Regions from separate parts of the Homo sapiens genome. Here region 2 is linked to region 1. A link is an interaction called in ENCODE POLR2A ChIA-PET data of the cell type or tissue named here. Cell type or tissue: GM12878. All regions are shown on one strand.

What was found. Peaks named below come from ENCODE experiments on the same cell type or tissue, not always from the same donor. Only the 100,000 strongest peaks of a DNase experiment are listed, where the experiment ranks them.
Region 2: POLR2A ChIA-PET joins it to region 1 with 10 read pairs; 2 of 35 experiments call an interaction of 5 or more read pairs at or near these places.

What each region holds. Positions count from the first base shown.
Region 1 is chr2:190,675,439-190,683,438 of GRCh38, reverse strand. All of the region lies in intron 6 of NAB1 (NGFI-A binding protein 1), which reads right to left. Among named protein-coding and RNA genes, the nearest start is that of NAB1, 30 kb to the right of the region's middle. RefSeq lists enhancers at 4,652-4,701, 7,555-7,624. In GM12878, a CTCF peak has its summit at 2,954 (motif pointing right); DNase peaks (open chromatin) are centred at 2,949, 3,416 and 4,588; H3K4me3 peaks cover 2,757 bases; H3K27ac peaks cover 5,550 bases.
Region 2 is chr2:190,602,548-190,610,547 of GRCh38, reverse strand. The region is part of intron 4 of NEMP2-DT (NEMP2 divergent transcript); the gene reads right to left. It also overlaps a transcript of NEMP2 not described here. Among named protein-coding and RNA genes, the nearest start is that of NAB1, 43 kb to the left of the region's middle. RefSeq lists an enhancer at 1,759-2,958. In GM12878, no CTCF peak of the experiment used is centred here; a DNase peak (open chromatin) is centred at 4,187.

The DNA of each region.
Region 1 (8,000 bases):
TGCAGTGGCTCACGCCTGTAATCCCAGCACTTTGGGAGGCCAAGGTGGGCAGATCACCTGAGGTCAGGAGTTCGAGACCAGCCTGTCCAATATGGTAAAGCCCCATCTCTACTAAAAAAAAAAAAAAAAAAAAAAAAAAAATTAGCTGGGAGTGGTAGCACACGCCAGAAATCACAGCTACTAGGGAGGCTGGGCAGCTACTTGGGAGGCTGAAGCATGAGAATCGCTTGAACCCAGGAGGCGGAGGTTGCAGTGAGCCGAGACTGCACCACTGCACTCCAGCCTGGGTGACAAAGGGTGATAAAGTGAGATTCTGTCTCAAAAAAACAAAAACAAAAACAAAACACATAAAAAACATTTAACCTAGTGGGGGGTTTGATTAGCCACTATCCTCGCATTGGACATTTTTTATTCTTTTCCTAATTTTTGGTTTTATGAAAAACACTGCAAAAATATTTTCATGGAGATAGCATTTTCGATAGCTTAGATTATCTACTACAAAAGATTCCCAGAAGCAGAATTACTGCAGAGATGATATTTTTGTGCCTTATGTACTTTCGCTAAACCTATAGAGGGCCTTTACTAGTTTATCATACCACAAGCAATACATGACAATTTCCTTGTCAGCACTAAGAATTCTTGTTTTCTTAATTTATGCCAATTTATCTATACTTTTGATACTCAAAAATCATTTAATTTTTATATGCCTGTTTTATATGCTATAGTTGTACATACTTTTATTTTGTGATTTCAACTGTTGCTATAAAGTTTAGAGAAATTCTGCTTCAGAAATTTGGTTCAGTACTTAAATCTACCCTCTAATTTTTCTAAAAGTTTGATTTGTTTTTTAAATTTAACCCTCTGACCTATCTGAAATTAATTTTGTTACATGAAATGTGGCTAACGATCCAAACTAAATGTTCTTTAAAGTGCTAACCGATAATCCCAACCTGAATTGCTCAAGGATTCCTTCATGTTGGCTTGCGATTTCACCTTTATCATAACCTATGACAGGAAATGGAGCTTTGGAATTCGAAAGGCCTGTCACCACTCACTAGCTATGTGACCACCGGATGAGTAACTTAACCTTTCTGAACTTCAGTTTCCTCACAGGAAAATTGAGGATAGGAGAACCTATCTATTAGGATTGTTGTGAGGACCAAATGAGATAAAGCAAGTGAGATAATGCCTTCAGCATGTAATAATTACTAAATAAGTAAGTATATCAATACATACTAAATTCCCATAATAAATAGGGCCTATCTGGGGGCACTGGATAAAACTTCAACTTAAATTACTTCCATTTTATACTTGGTATTCCACCTACTTTTTTCAAGGTTTTCTTTTTTTGACTGTTTATTGCTCATGATCATTATAACTACAAAATATCATGACAGCATGGTTTTAGTAACTTTAGTGAAACCTCCTAAAGGACTCCTCACAGAAATTAGCATTTACAATTAAACTCCAAAACATTATTTCTCCCCTTCTTTGATAAGCTATATATTTGCAGCAGAGGGCAAATCCTTAAAAACCAAAGTTCTTACAATACACAGCAGAAAAAGATGGAATAATGTAATAATAACAAAATATTTTACCTTATTTGGGATATAAGATAGTGGTTCAAAAATTTTCCCCCATCAGGGTCTTTTCAATAAATTATTTCTCCACTGCAGATTTCTTTCAAATATTTTATCTATCAAAATACATTCCCCAAGTAATAACTAATTTGCTATTTTTAAAATTCAAAGACATGATATAGAGCCAAGAGCTAATAAACTTAACGTCTTAAGATGGTCCTATGTAGCTTTATCATGGGCCAGTATGTAATTAGCACTTTTGAAGTGTTGAAAATAGCCACTCTTCTAGGTTTCCATGTTGGCTCACAGATGTGTATGGAACATAATCATAAAATAAGCTAAAATGAACTTCATATAAGTGTATACAGTCCAAGCTAAATCCAAAGTTCCCTTTTTCTTAGCCATTCCAGTTTTCTTATAAATAAGTTTTCTATTTAGACTGAAAAATCCAACTTTCTCTTTAGCAAACCCCCACCCCACTGGAACTGCTTAAGTTCTCAAGTTCAGTGAGGTAAGCTAGTAGAAGAGTTAGAACAACTTCAATATAAGCGGTTATCATTTTCCAGGGGTCTACAATATACCAGTCCCTATGTTCTATATTTTATGTTCATTATTTCATTTAATCTTCATCACAGACAAGACTGGGTTTCCTTTTTTTTACAGCTACAACGCTAGCTTCAAAGCCTATGCTCAGTCCATAAATTCAGAGTTACTACCTTTATGAAACTCACAAAAACACAGGCATTTCTATAAACAGAAATTATAGCTCTGTTTTTCATAAGCTGGACGGGCTTTAACTATATGACTTGCAGAGTTCAAAACCCAACTCTACTACTTATTTGCTGTGATACTGGGTAGATTATTTCATCTCTCTGTGTCTATTTTCTCATCTATAAAATGGGGATAACAATAGTACTTAACTTGCAGAATCATTTTAAGGAAGCAGAAAATTCATGAAAAATACTTAACACAGTGCCTGGCCCATAGGAATTACTTGATAAATGTTTGTTACTGATATCTGTTAAGTTCATCCAAAAAGCCACCAGATTTAATCAGAGTAAAGCATCATACTGGGGAAAAAAGAGAAATTTTATGGACAATTACAAAGTACAGACATCTTAGAGAAGGAAGAACTCAACATTTAATACTAAAATCAACCAGAGAATATTAAGCACATTCGTGGGGAACTATCTCAGTGAAAAGAACACTGGAAATCTAGAAACATGTGTTTATACATTCAACAAAAATGTCGCATCCACCCAGCTGATTCATACACTGTACTCAATATGGGAATACAACGTCAAACAAGATGGCCATGCCTCAGGCGCTCCTGACAACACAGTCCAGGGAGGGAAATGGACGGAGACCCAGAGCACAGCAGAGGGCGCTGTGGCAGAGCAGGCATCCCAGAGGCCAGGGTGTCTAGGCTGAGAGTTCCAAAAGAAAGCAGCTGGTACAGATGCCTGGAGGCAAAAAGAACAGGGCACACTCTGGGAAGCCGGAAAATATTCAATATACACTGAAAAAGAGGGAGTGGTGAGGGAAGGTGGAAACACAGGGCCAGATTCTGTAAGCCCTTGTAAGCTATGTTAAGAATTTTAGATCTTATCTTAAATACAAAGAGAAGCCATTGAAAGTCTCAGGGAAGAGACTGATCGGATTTGCATTTCAGAAAGCCCATCACATGTGAATGTGATGGGGAGAATGTACGCGGAGGAGGGGAGTTCAGGGTGGTGACAGGGACACTGGTTAGAGGGCTGCTGGTGAAGGCCCAGCCCTGGACAGTGGCAGGTGCCGCAGAAATAAGGCAACTGAGAGTTTGGTTATGACATTCTCTAGAATAAGGAACTCAAGATCACGAGGTCTGGGAGGGGCCAGAACACTGATGAATTCGGTTGAGCTCATTTGCTAGTGAGACCTCCGTGTGTAGATAAGCCAGGTAAGCAGGGGCAGTGAGTTTGGAGCTTGGGGTAAAATCAAGGCTGGAGACCCAGATTAGAGGGTTATCAGTTCATCAGCAGAATCTGAGTGGAGTGCACCAATCAGAATCCCCATGAGCCCCAATGCCTCAATACTGTTTCTGGAAGAACTTGCAGGAGAAAGGTATGATCTAGGCATTTCACATTAGGAACCAGCTGTGTGATCTCAGGCAAAAAAGTAAACCTCATTATTTCCAGTGATCCAAATTTTTAAATTAGGATTACACCACCTGTGTATCTGCCCACTGGAAGTTTGTGGGGATTAAATAAAGTAACGCAAATAAGTGAACCTTGGAAAAGTACACATTGCCATACAAATACCTGGTGGCACTAAAGTCAGGATTATTCAACCATGAGAATACTGAAAAAGCTGGATGGGGGAACCTCAAACTCTACATGTGAAAGTTGCTAGAAAATGGACACTATTCCACCATTAATAAAGATAAATAAAAGCCTAAAATAAGTAATAAATAACAATTATCCAAAGTAATCAGTGATCTCTCTGCAACTGAGCACATTAGTCATTATTTACTCCTACAGTCTTGACAGTTCACTGTGGATGGAAAAACTACAAAATCGAGTAGCTATCACTGCATGTCACATAAAGTAGATTTAAGGTCCCCAAAATATATGACTTAGAAATAAAAGTAAGAACATTCCCAAGAAACTGGTCTCTTTCACATTATGTGTGGTGCACAATTTCGTTATGTCTCGTAAGCTTGTTTCCCAGGCACCAGCTAGCTGCACCATACTATGAGCAATCTATCTCCATGTCATATTTTTGGCTGATGCCATTAATCACAGTGTTTCCTTGCTGACGAGACTCTGGGTCTGATCACTGAGAAAATAAAAGCTATGGGACGGAGGCTGGTGCATGACCTAATTACTCTCATCCCATTGGTCTCCATCCCCATGCCTCCTCATCCTTTCTGCCGAACACTAGCAAGCTGCTTTAAAGCCACTGCTTAGCTGTCTCTAGATGACTTGTTACAGCAGATGTTCTCAACCCCACATGTGCATTTTCCTTTTTTCTAATCACACTTTCTGTATGAATAGCATATTGTAATGCTTCTGTTTTTTCTGATCCAGAGGGGAAGAGTCTACGTCAAATTAGACCAGCTTTCTTTTCAACAAGCTTAGTAGCAGCGTAGGTGGATATTCTGAACCTCTTTCCTCCCCCTTCCTTGCTCTCCCACCCCCACCTTGCTGGAACTGCTAGCAGATGTTTCCTTTAGGTCTTTCTTCTTCAAGCCCCAGTTCTCTGACTTCCTGGGCTCTATTAACAAACCTCATTTCTTTCATCCACTTATCTCTGAATGCTTTGCACCTCTGACTCCCACAGGGTCAAGAATGCTGTCATTTCCCATCTCTGCCCAGTCTCCAGCAATTTCAGCGAATGAAGAAAACTCAAATGAGAAATAGCACTCAGTCCAGTTAGTCAGCTGCCATCACCAGGTCTGAGACTGTAGCTTTATATATCCTTCCTCCCTTCTAAGATGTTACTTATAACATTGGAGTTAATAACAAATTTGTTCATGGAACTGAATGTGTTCTTAATGAAAAAGAAAGGTTACCAATTGAATTCACTTTTAACTAACATTTAAAAAAATTTAGGAGAAGACAAGAGAGCCAGGGACTTTGGCTCTTGATTTTTCATCCCCTTGAATGAGCTGTCAAGCCACCTTAAATATGTTCTTTCATAGGTAGGACATAAGGAAATCAAACTAATTTTTCTGATTTACTCTGTGTATCTTCCCAACACAAGGTTTTTACTCATAAACAATCAGCATATCAAATGAAAATTTCTTATATTTAAATATTTTGTAATTTACATTGTTAAATTTTCTACTCAAAACTTGTAACTGTTTACTACATAACATTTCTTGGATTAGAAAATAATAACTGCCACCATCCACCCTTTTCAAAGACTACCAGTCCTGCACACATTTCGCCCTTCACACGGTACTAGGAGGAAAGGTATAACCCCAATAGTGTTTTTTTCACAGGTAAGATGCTTTGTGAATAATCATTAGCACCTAGGAAGGTGGTACTGCTTTGACATTCAGGAATCAGACATAGATAGGAAGCCCCGGCTCTGCTACTGGATAGCAGTTTGGCAACACAGGTGAAGATACTGAGCCTGTCTGGGTCTCTCCTTGGCTGTAAAATGGAAATCATAAAGCCTCCACATAGGTTAGACAAGAATGTTTGTGATAATGAATTCCAAATGTCTAGTAGGGACTGACACAAAATAAAAGCAATACAAAGTAGCGATTTTTACAATTGCCCCAGAATGAGAAGATTTAATTAGATCTAATTCAAAAGATAAGTAAGAATAAACAAAATCTATTTTCATTTCAGCTGAAAGTGGACTCACAGAGGGCTGTGTTCCAGTGGACATGTTATTCATTCCGTCTAAGCAGAAGGATTCCAACCTCACTTACTAACTAGCTGAAGAAACGTTTCCCTAGAGATTTCATTCCAAATGGTAGGTTCCTTAAGGCACACCTAAGCTAGCAGGCGATCTTTTTCTCCATGTCCATCTCATATATTCTAGGAATTAAAGTTCAAAATCTGTTTTTTAATGTTTAACATACCCTGTAAGGAGGAACACTATTTAAGGACAACAGATTATCTTGATTACTTCTATGCAATGTGTATACTGCTATTTTTTTTTTAAATCAAATAAGTAACTATCCTTTAAGGGGGAACAACCTACTACATAAATAAGAGCTTTCCAGGTAGAAAAATCAGACAAGTCAATGAATTATAACTTCATTCCACCCAAGCCTTCATGTATAGATCAGGAAAACACAGTATTTAGGAACGAAAGATCTTACTGAGCTTGAACACAGCACTACTTGTATTAGTGTACCCTAATGCATTAATAATGACAAGCAAAAAAATGTTTCTCTTTCCTTTACATGTCAAATTATTTTGATGTTATTTTATTTTATCTGCTCAACATTACATTTCTTTTTGTTCCCTGTAAAAATTATGTTTTTAAGATGGAAAAAGCCAGCAATGTGGCACATATGCTTATTGTTATAAAGGATTTTAGAACACTTAAAGATTTGAAAAAAGAGAAAAACTTGTCTCATTAGTTTGGGCCTTGTAATTAGAAATCTGTTACACTATAAAATGGGCTAAGCTTAAGTTTATTTGTACGTTACTTAAAAACTTTTTTTCCTTTGTTTGAGACAAGGTTGTGCTCTGTTGCCCGGGCTGGAGTGCAGTGGGGCAGTGATTCTCCCACCTCAGCCTCCTGATTAGCTGGGACTACAGGCACATGCCATCATGCCTGGCTAATTTTTGTAAGGATGGGGTTTTGCCATGTTGCCCAGGCTGGTCTCAAACTCCTGGACTCAAGCAATCCATCTGCCTCAGCCTCACAAAGTGCTGGGATTACAGTCATAAGCCACCATGCTCAGTCTTGTATATTACTTTCTTTAAATAGAAAATAACAAGCTGAGAATCACAAGAGAAAGACTCAAATGAAATAAGAGAAAAAGTATGTTAAAAGAATTCTAAATTCTTTCTAGTTTTATTTATGAGGTCCTTTGTGTCAATCACATTCCCTAGACAAACTTATTGTTCTCTGAACATGCTTAGTATTTTCTTACCTCTGTCTTTGCCCATGCTAGTCTATCTTTATAATGCCACCCCAATCCCCTCCCCACATCGCTACCTTTTGAAATTCTACCCTTCTTTTAAAAACCCAGCTCAAATTACACCTTCCCAATAGTCTCCCCTGATCTCTTCTCATACCAGAAATTCTCCCTCTCCCCAGAAGCCATATAGAAGGTAGACATAAAGCACCAGTACTTGGTGAAAAGTTTTAAGGGAGTGGTAACTTTATACAGCCAGTACTATCTACCTCATAACAGCTTCCGGAAATAGTTCTGGTATCTCAAATTTGACTTATAGTACAGCACAGACAAGGATTCATACCAATACTATATATTTTGCAAAGGATTACACCATCTACATGTGTAGGTATACATACACACAAGACACACACACGTTCAAGAGATACTGATGACCTGCAATACACAAGTGCTTTTTAAGAAAGAGGAACAGAACAAAATTAAAAACAAACCAACAACAAAAAAGTGAGCCACTGTCCTAAATTCAAAGGTGTAGTTACTACTTATTTCTGGGAAACAAAATCAAAAGTCTAGTGTCTATAAAAGCATTTAAAGAAGCCTGGGGCCGATTGTCGCTTGTCTTATTTAGGAAGGGTTAGAAGAGTTATTCACAGGGAAAAGTAACACTGATTATCTTAATTTTGAATCCAGAGCTGTTCAAGTGGCTTTGTGACCTCCAGTAAACCAATAAACTAACCGTATAGAACTATAACTCAAGTATCTCTAGTGGAGTATATTTAAAGGAACAGAAAGGTCATATCTAATGTTACAGCCCAACACTTTGTGCTTCTAAT
Region 2 (8,000 bases), 73 kb after region 1:
ATCAAACTTGACTTATGGAGCCAATAAAGCCCTTGGAAAACTGGCCTCATATTTTGCATACACAGTCCCTGTACAGGGTTTCTGATCTGTGGTAAGCAAACAATGTCACTTTCCAAGAGGCCAGGAACCCCAAGTTATCTTGGAACCTCAAGAGGAGAGGAATTCACCCAATTCATAGGTATTTGATGGTACAAATCCATGGCTGGGCTTGGCTTTAAAAAGGTCTCATCTTAGATTCCTTCTATGGAACAAAGTTCCATCAAAGCCAATATAAAAGACCTATGTGAAAATAATTATTCTTGCTGCACTTTATACAAATAATCTGGCCAAATATAATAAAGCATACCAGTCCTACCATGAAGAGAGAAAAATTATGTTTCAAAACTATAGTATACCTGTTAAATTCTAGTCTTGCCTGATTTTTTCAGTTTTTATTGTTTTCTACAGTTTGGATTAAATTCTAATTTTTTGGCTACAGGTCTCCAAAATAATGTTTTCAATTTTTCCCTTTTTCTTTTCCTTTTCCCCCATTCTTCCTAATTGGAAATCACTGAAACCTGAGCTGTGCTTTCGTAAAGCCCTGCAAACTTAAGACTAGACAACTTAAACTTTAGAAGAAAACAGCAGCAACCTCTTTATATGTGTTGCTGTTGCATACTATTCTAGGCCCCCGAAATAGAGCCAATAGAGGGAACAAATCAACCACCTCCACTCCAGCACTGCATTCAGTCCCCATAATGATGACCCTCTCTCAGCAGGAAGTAGCCAGAAAGATTATGATGCCCCATATCCCTATGATCTTGTGATAAATAAATATACAAGCATGATAGAAATCATGCACAAATTGACAGTGGTGATTGTGGCAGGCCAGGTCTCACTAATGCAGGCCTGCATTACAACAACTGTCCCAGCTCTGACTGAGTAGCTAGGTTAAACATTAAAAGCTGATTGAGCCAGTGCCCTTATACAAAGGCTGGAATGTAACAAAGAGCCCACCAAGAGTTTTGCCTAGGCTTTTCATGGGCCTTGAAGTTTGACAAGATAATGAAGGAATTCTTAACAGGACCCTTTTAGGATTAAACAAGTTTTATTGGGGGGTCTGAAGAAACTCCTCGGGCCTCCACAAACAAGTTTATTGAGATCTAAAGGAACTCCCCAAACCTCCATGATTTAGCAGGAGACAAGATAAGGGTAATCACCCCAGCACCTAGACCCATTTAGATTAAGTAAACTTACTGAGGCTCTAGAAGGTCTTCAGGACTCAGACCTTAGTTATAGATTAAAAGAAGTTAATCACTTATGTCTTTAGATTAATTCACTCAGTTACACATAGACATATAGCTTAGAAGGTATATAAGCTCTGGAAAACTTTGTAATTTTGAGTTGGTCTGGCAATAATTTCCAGGCCTTCTCCCTGTAACTGGTTACAGAAATACTCTCTTCGTCCCCAGTTCATCTGCATCTCATTATTGGGCCACGAGAAATAGCAGCCCAACCCCCATATTGGTTCAGGAACAATGCCAAGAGCATGCTGTAATCCCCTCTATACAGTAGTCCCCCTTATCTTCATAGAATACATTCCAAGAACTTCAGTGGAGCCTAAAGCTGCAGATAGTACCAGACCCTATATATATTTTCTTTTTATACATACGTACCTCTGATAAAATTTTTTTAATAAGGTTCAGCTAACAGATTAACAATAATAACTAATAATAAAATAGAACAATTATACTACAGTAAAATCATACGCATGTGGTCTCTCTCGCTCCTTCAAAATATCCCATTGTTCTGTATTCCTGTGGCAACAGCTTCTTCATTAGCAGACACAGCCTCTCTAGTAATTTATATATTTTTCAGTCCAAACCTATTCCTGAATCTGTTAACTATCCCTTACTTGCAATAAATGGCTTGGTGTCACTCGTTTCAGGGGATCCCTTGCTGTAGGGATCAATGCTTGTCTTCATACAGGCTCAATGCTTTCTGGTGCAACGTGTTGCCAATCAAAACACATTTCTTTTAATGTCTCCCACCTGCAAACTGAATGCCTTTTTCATCTTAACTAAGCACTTATCATACTCTATGGCCATGACGTTTACAGTTTGAGGTGCTGTAACCAGCACAAATATATTTTTCTTTACAAATTCACGGGTAAAAGATTTGTTCTTATAAATTTTGTTAATTTCAGCAATTTTTTTTTCTTTCCTTGTTAAGTCAAGAACTTTCACCTTTTCACTTAAGTGAAGCACTTTATAGCTTCTCTTTGGCATATACGAATTGCCAGCATCACTACTCTCGCACATTGGGACCATTATTAAGTAAAATAAGGATTACTCGAACACAAGCACTGCGATACTGCAACAATCTGATAGCCAAGATGGCTACAAAGTGACTAACGGATGGGGAACGTGTACGGCGTGGGTACGGGGGACAAAGGGATGATTCACATCCTGGGTGGGACAGAGCAGGACAGCTTGAAAGTTTACACCCTACTGAGAACGTCACACAATTTAAAACTTATTATTTATTTCTGGTGTTTTCTATTTAATATTTTTGGACTGCAGTTTACCATAGATAACTAAAACTGCAGAAAGCAAAAGTACCAATAAGGAGTGACTACTGTACACCAGTCTTCATCTCAGAGTCTGTTTCCAGGGAAGCCCACCCTGAGGGAATGAGTGTTCACATCTATAAAATACAGGGGTTATGCTATCAGAAGCATGAGTCAACAAAAGAAAAATAGATTGTACTTCAAAATGAAAAGCCTTTGTAATTTTACCTGGAAATGGCTGGAGGTGATGATTGCACGGCAACTGACTGTACTTAATGCCACTGAACTGTGCTCTTGAAAATGGATAAAATAGTAAATTTATGTTATGTCTAATTTTACCACAATAAAAATTAATTAATTTTAAAAATACAGGAGTAAGGTTGGATGTGCTTTTGGTTTCCTGCCCATGCTAAAGGTCCACAATTACTCTGAGTTACTTGGCAGCCAAATCTGGGTTGGTGTGATTTCAGGGGCTAGACTGTAGCATTTCTCAATCTTGGCTGTGTATTAGAATCACTTTGGATTTAAAAAAAAATGATGCTTCAGTTCTGCCCATAGTAGTTCCTGTGTAATAGTCTAGGGTCATGGCTTTGGTATTTTTAAAAGCTCCCAGTGATTCCAGTATGCAAACGCAGTTGAGCCTTACTGGGCTAGAAGAACCACAGCCCACTCCTTACCACCCACTTGCTGTTGCCCCTGAGATTTGGCCACCTGCTTATCCTTCCAGCCTCATCTTTCTGACTCCCTCCTACACATACCCAAGCTGCAGCTGAACCAAATGACTTGTCATTTATCCTCTCCTGTCAAACCCTGACTCCTATTCCCTTGCTCATGTTTCCGCTGACAAGATTACATTCCTCTGACTGATTCCAGCCCTCGTGAACCCCTTCTTGGGAAACTTGCCTTCAGCACCCGCCATGGGCTGTTCAGATGCCTCCACTCTGAACCCTGGAAGTGCCTCACATGTCAGCACCTATACTGAGGACTCTGGATCAGCACACCAGAGCAGGGATCAAGTCTTCCTCCCTGCATTCCCGGTACAAGGTAGGAAGCCAGGCACCAAGGAAGCTGCCAGTAGGTCTTATTTGAATAAGATTTCTTTAATAAGAGGTCATTTGCTCCACAATTAAATAGAAATTCTTAAAGTAAATGCATTGGGAAAAATTAGCATATCTGTATAAATAAGGCATTTTTAAAAAAAATTAATTGAGCTATTATTATATGCCTGGGATTGTGCTAATGCTTTACTTGGAGTTTCTTGTTGAATTTTCTTTTCTTTTTTATTTTTTTGAGTCAGCGTCTCACTGTGTCGCCAGGCTGGAGTGCAGTGGCACGATCTTGCTCACTGCAACCTCTGCCTCCCAGGTTCAAGCAATTCTCCTGTCTCAGCCTCCCAAGTAGCTGGGATTACAGTCCTGCCCCACCACACCCGGCTAATTTTTGTATTTTTAGTAGAGACGGGGTTTTGCCATGTTGGCCAGGCTGGTCTTGAACTCCTGACCTCAGGTGATCTGCCTGCCTTGGCCTCCCAAAGTGCTGGGATTACAGGCGTAAGCCACCATGCCTGGCCTCTTGTTGAACTTTCACAGCAACCTTAGGAGGCAGATACGATACTTTTCATGTTCGAAATGAGGAACTAATTTCAGACAAGTGAACTTGGCCAGGATCACAGCTAGTGTGCCGCAGAGCTGGGAGTTTCAGTTGGTACACAAGTGATGTTTCCAGAGCCTTCCTGATTTGGGGAAGAGGACAGGAAAAATTTAGGTCACTGGGAATCTAAAAGGAGGAGAGGGGCTGTAACTAGTAGGAAAAAGGAAGTTAGAAAAAAAGGCCACTGAAAGAAAAGACAAACTGTAATCTTCCCTATTTTGGTCCGGCCTTAGCTTAACTGTGAGTGAGTATTTAAATCACAAGCGCAAGACTGGAAGGTGGACACTGTGAAACTCTTGTTCCTCAGATACATTCCATTGAATTCAACCCAACAACATTTATTCAGGATCTATGGTGTGCCAGAAACAGTGTGAGATGTCTGAATTCCAAGTACAGATAATATAGATCTTTGCCCATAAGGAGTTCTCACTTTAGTGGGGCCAAGAGGTACACTGTCAACAGACACTCCAAGCACAACGGTATGTGTTCTATAATCTAGGTATGTGTTAAGAGCTGTGAAAGTGCAGAGAAGCTAAGTTTCCCAGAGAAATCTGAGAGGGTTTTACAGGAGAACTGACATTTGAATTTGGCTTTGGCACATAGAAGATGGCCATGTGGAACAAGAAATGAAAAGTTGAGCAGCTGCAAAAGCATAGACTCAAAAGACATGGTAGGGCTGGGTGCGATGGCTACACCTGTAATCCCAGCACTTTGGGAGGCCAAGGCAGGCAGATCGCCTGAGGTCAGGAGTTCAAGACCAACCTGGCCAACGTGGTGAAACCCCATCTCTACTAAAAATACAAGAAAATTAGCTGGGTGTGGTGGTGGGGGCCTGTAGTCCCAGCTACTCCAGAGGCTGAGGCAGGAGAATTGCTTGAACCTGGGAGGTGAAGGTTGCAGTGACCTGAGATTGCGCCACTGCACTCCAGCCCAGGTGACAGAGCGAGCGAGACTCCATCTCAAAAAAATAAATAAATAAATAAATAAAAATTAAAAAAATTAAAAAAAGACGTGGTAGATTGGGAACAAGCAAAGGAGTTGGGGTCATGGCAGGGAATAGTGGGGCGGGCAGGGGAGGGTGGGACAAGATTGTGAGGTGTTGGTCCTCTATACCATGCCAAGGAATTCTGACCTTATTCTGTGAATTTATAAGAAAGAGAATGACGTAATTAAATGTGTATCTTAGAAAAAATTACTTTAATGTCAACATGGGGGTTTCAGTGAGAGAAAAGTTAGGATTCTTACAAAATGAAAAATGAGAGTTCAGGGGTAGACGTGCACTGTATATGTATGTGTTTATGTTTATGGATATGTATGTGTGAGAAATAATCTGTAGGACTTGGCAACCAACTGAAACAGGAGAGCATGAAAAAGGGAAAAGTCAAGGGTCCCAGGCTTCTGGTTTAAGCAACTAGGTGACTTAACTGAATTAACAAAAACTGGGAACACAGTTTTACGTTCGGTTTTGGTCACAAGGCATGTGAAGTGCTAAAGGGACATTTTTGTGGAGGCAGAAATGATAAGAAATGATACAGGAGGCATGACAATGTGACCCAAGAAGTCAGGTTAGGGAGAGAGCTGAATAACAATATTATCATTTTTTAAAAAATGAATGCTGGACTGCTGGACAACATTAAAACACATCTGGGAGGCAGAGTGGTGCAGTGGACATGAGCTTTGGAGCTGAAGAAACCCAAGCTTCTTGACTTTGCTACTTAGTGCTGTGACCTTGAGAATGTGACCTACCCTCTCCGAATCTCACATGTGAAATGAAGGCAGTATTAATCTGTCTTCAAGGTTGTGTTCAGCCTAGCAATAATGTATGCAAACTCCCAACGGCACTGGGCTGAGTAGGCACATTGTGGTTTCTGTTGTTCAAGCGCGCAGATGGAAAGGGTTGGGTTAAAGGTGAGGAAGCCGACTCACCTGTGTTCAGTAGAAAGAAGGGAAGAGACTATTTGCCAGAAGTACCTGTAGTAAGGCAAGGTGCTGTTACTATCCCTAAAGAAAGGGATCTTCAGGTCCCAGAAGTAGGTGTTGGGGTAGGAAAAAGTCCATACCACCTTTTCCATTTGATCCCTCTAGTCACCCTCAAACGGATGAAATCATTGTACTGTTCGGGTTGGTTTTCAGGGTAACCCTGTCTATGCCCTTTTCCCACTCACTCTCCAAGAAAGAATAAAGTGGGGGAGAGAAGGAAGGAGGCACCTATCGATGGACACGTAGACCATCCCTAGCTGCTTATTCACAACTAGATTCCCTTTCAGGTGCGACACATTCTTTCATTTTATAATAGAGAAAGAAGTAAATGACATTCATTGATTTCAAATTATAATCAGTTCATTAAGTAAAAATGATTAAAATGAGGTCCTTTCCTACTTTGATTAGAAGAAAGAATGAAAATGGTAGAGGAGATCTGAATATGGAAAATGTATGGATGGTTGGGAGGGTTGTTTTAAAAAGGTGGGGGGTGTAAAGAGTAGGAACACAGAAAACATACTCCAGAGTTTGCCCAGTGTTGGTTTCCAATATTTGACAGACATTAGCTGCATGTAAGATTTTTGTTGTACAAAGCTGCCAACAATGGCAACTGTGCATCTAGAAATTTGTGAAGCTGTTGTTATAATTGTTGTTGACTTTGTTCTAAGAGGCTTTCTTCTCTGAGAATCTACAGAACTATCATAGCACTCTCTACTTTCCTAAATGCCAGAGCTCCCCGGGTGTCAACGTTCAGTGCAATTCAGCACACTCTGATGCATTGCATACTAGATGCCAGACACTGCCCCAGGAGTAGGATGGATAAAAGGGAGCCACTGTCTCAGGGAGCTTCCAGTGTGGAGAGAGTGGAAGCAGCTGTGGGGATAGGAGAAGATGAGGATGAGGGAGGCAGATGAACAATGGCTACGGAAACAAATATATTTATTATTTCCCACAAATGACCCGGGCCTTGACCCATTTGCAACCATTACGTAATCACTGAAACAAGTTCAGCTAAATTATTCAAAAATCTCTGAATGTCAATTCCATTTAATTTTAAATAAGAAGCATCTCTGAGAGGGATGATTTTTGGAAGAATGACTAAGGGAAAATATTTTTCCAGCAGGGTTTTTGCACAGGAAAAAATTCATTGCTTCCATCCCCACTTCCCACACCCCACATTCCATACCCCTTGGTGTAAAAATATTTGTATTTAAATAATTTTAAATGTCATACATTTATAATTAAAAGCAATTCTGTGCTCAGAGGAACAGAAATTACTGACTTTAAATCAATGAGAAAAACTAAATTTTCCTCAAAGGAAAATTTCATGAGATTCAAAGTGGTTTAAATCAAGCTAATGGATATAAGCCCATCAGTTACATATGGTCTCTGGTGACCACTGATGTCACTGCCCACCTCCAGCAGCAGTATATAAGGCATTCCAGCAAGGACTCTTCATTTCTCCCAGTCTCTCCTTGCTCCCTCTTCCTTCCCACCTTTCAGTATTCCAGGGCTGGTTTTGCACAAAATGTTTTTGTTTCCTTCAAAACTATGCTTGCCTACAGCTCCTGATTTTGCCTGCTTGACATCCCTTCTTCTAACACAACAGCCTTTCTCCCCATTCTCTGCCCCAGCCAGAAAACTGCACTCCCTTGGCCACAATGACTGGTTCAGCCATGGGCATGTACAGGAAGACAGGGCAGTCACAGCCTTCACCGAGGAAGAAGTAGAGTGGAAAGATGGGGAGGGGTAGATTCCTGGTGACTGAAGGGCACTCCCTGGGTTCCACTCAACCTGTCGTGGTTAACTCTGAGTGTCAACT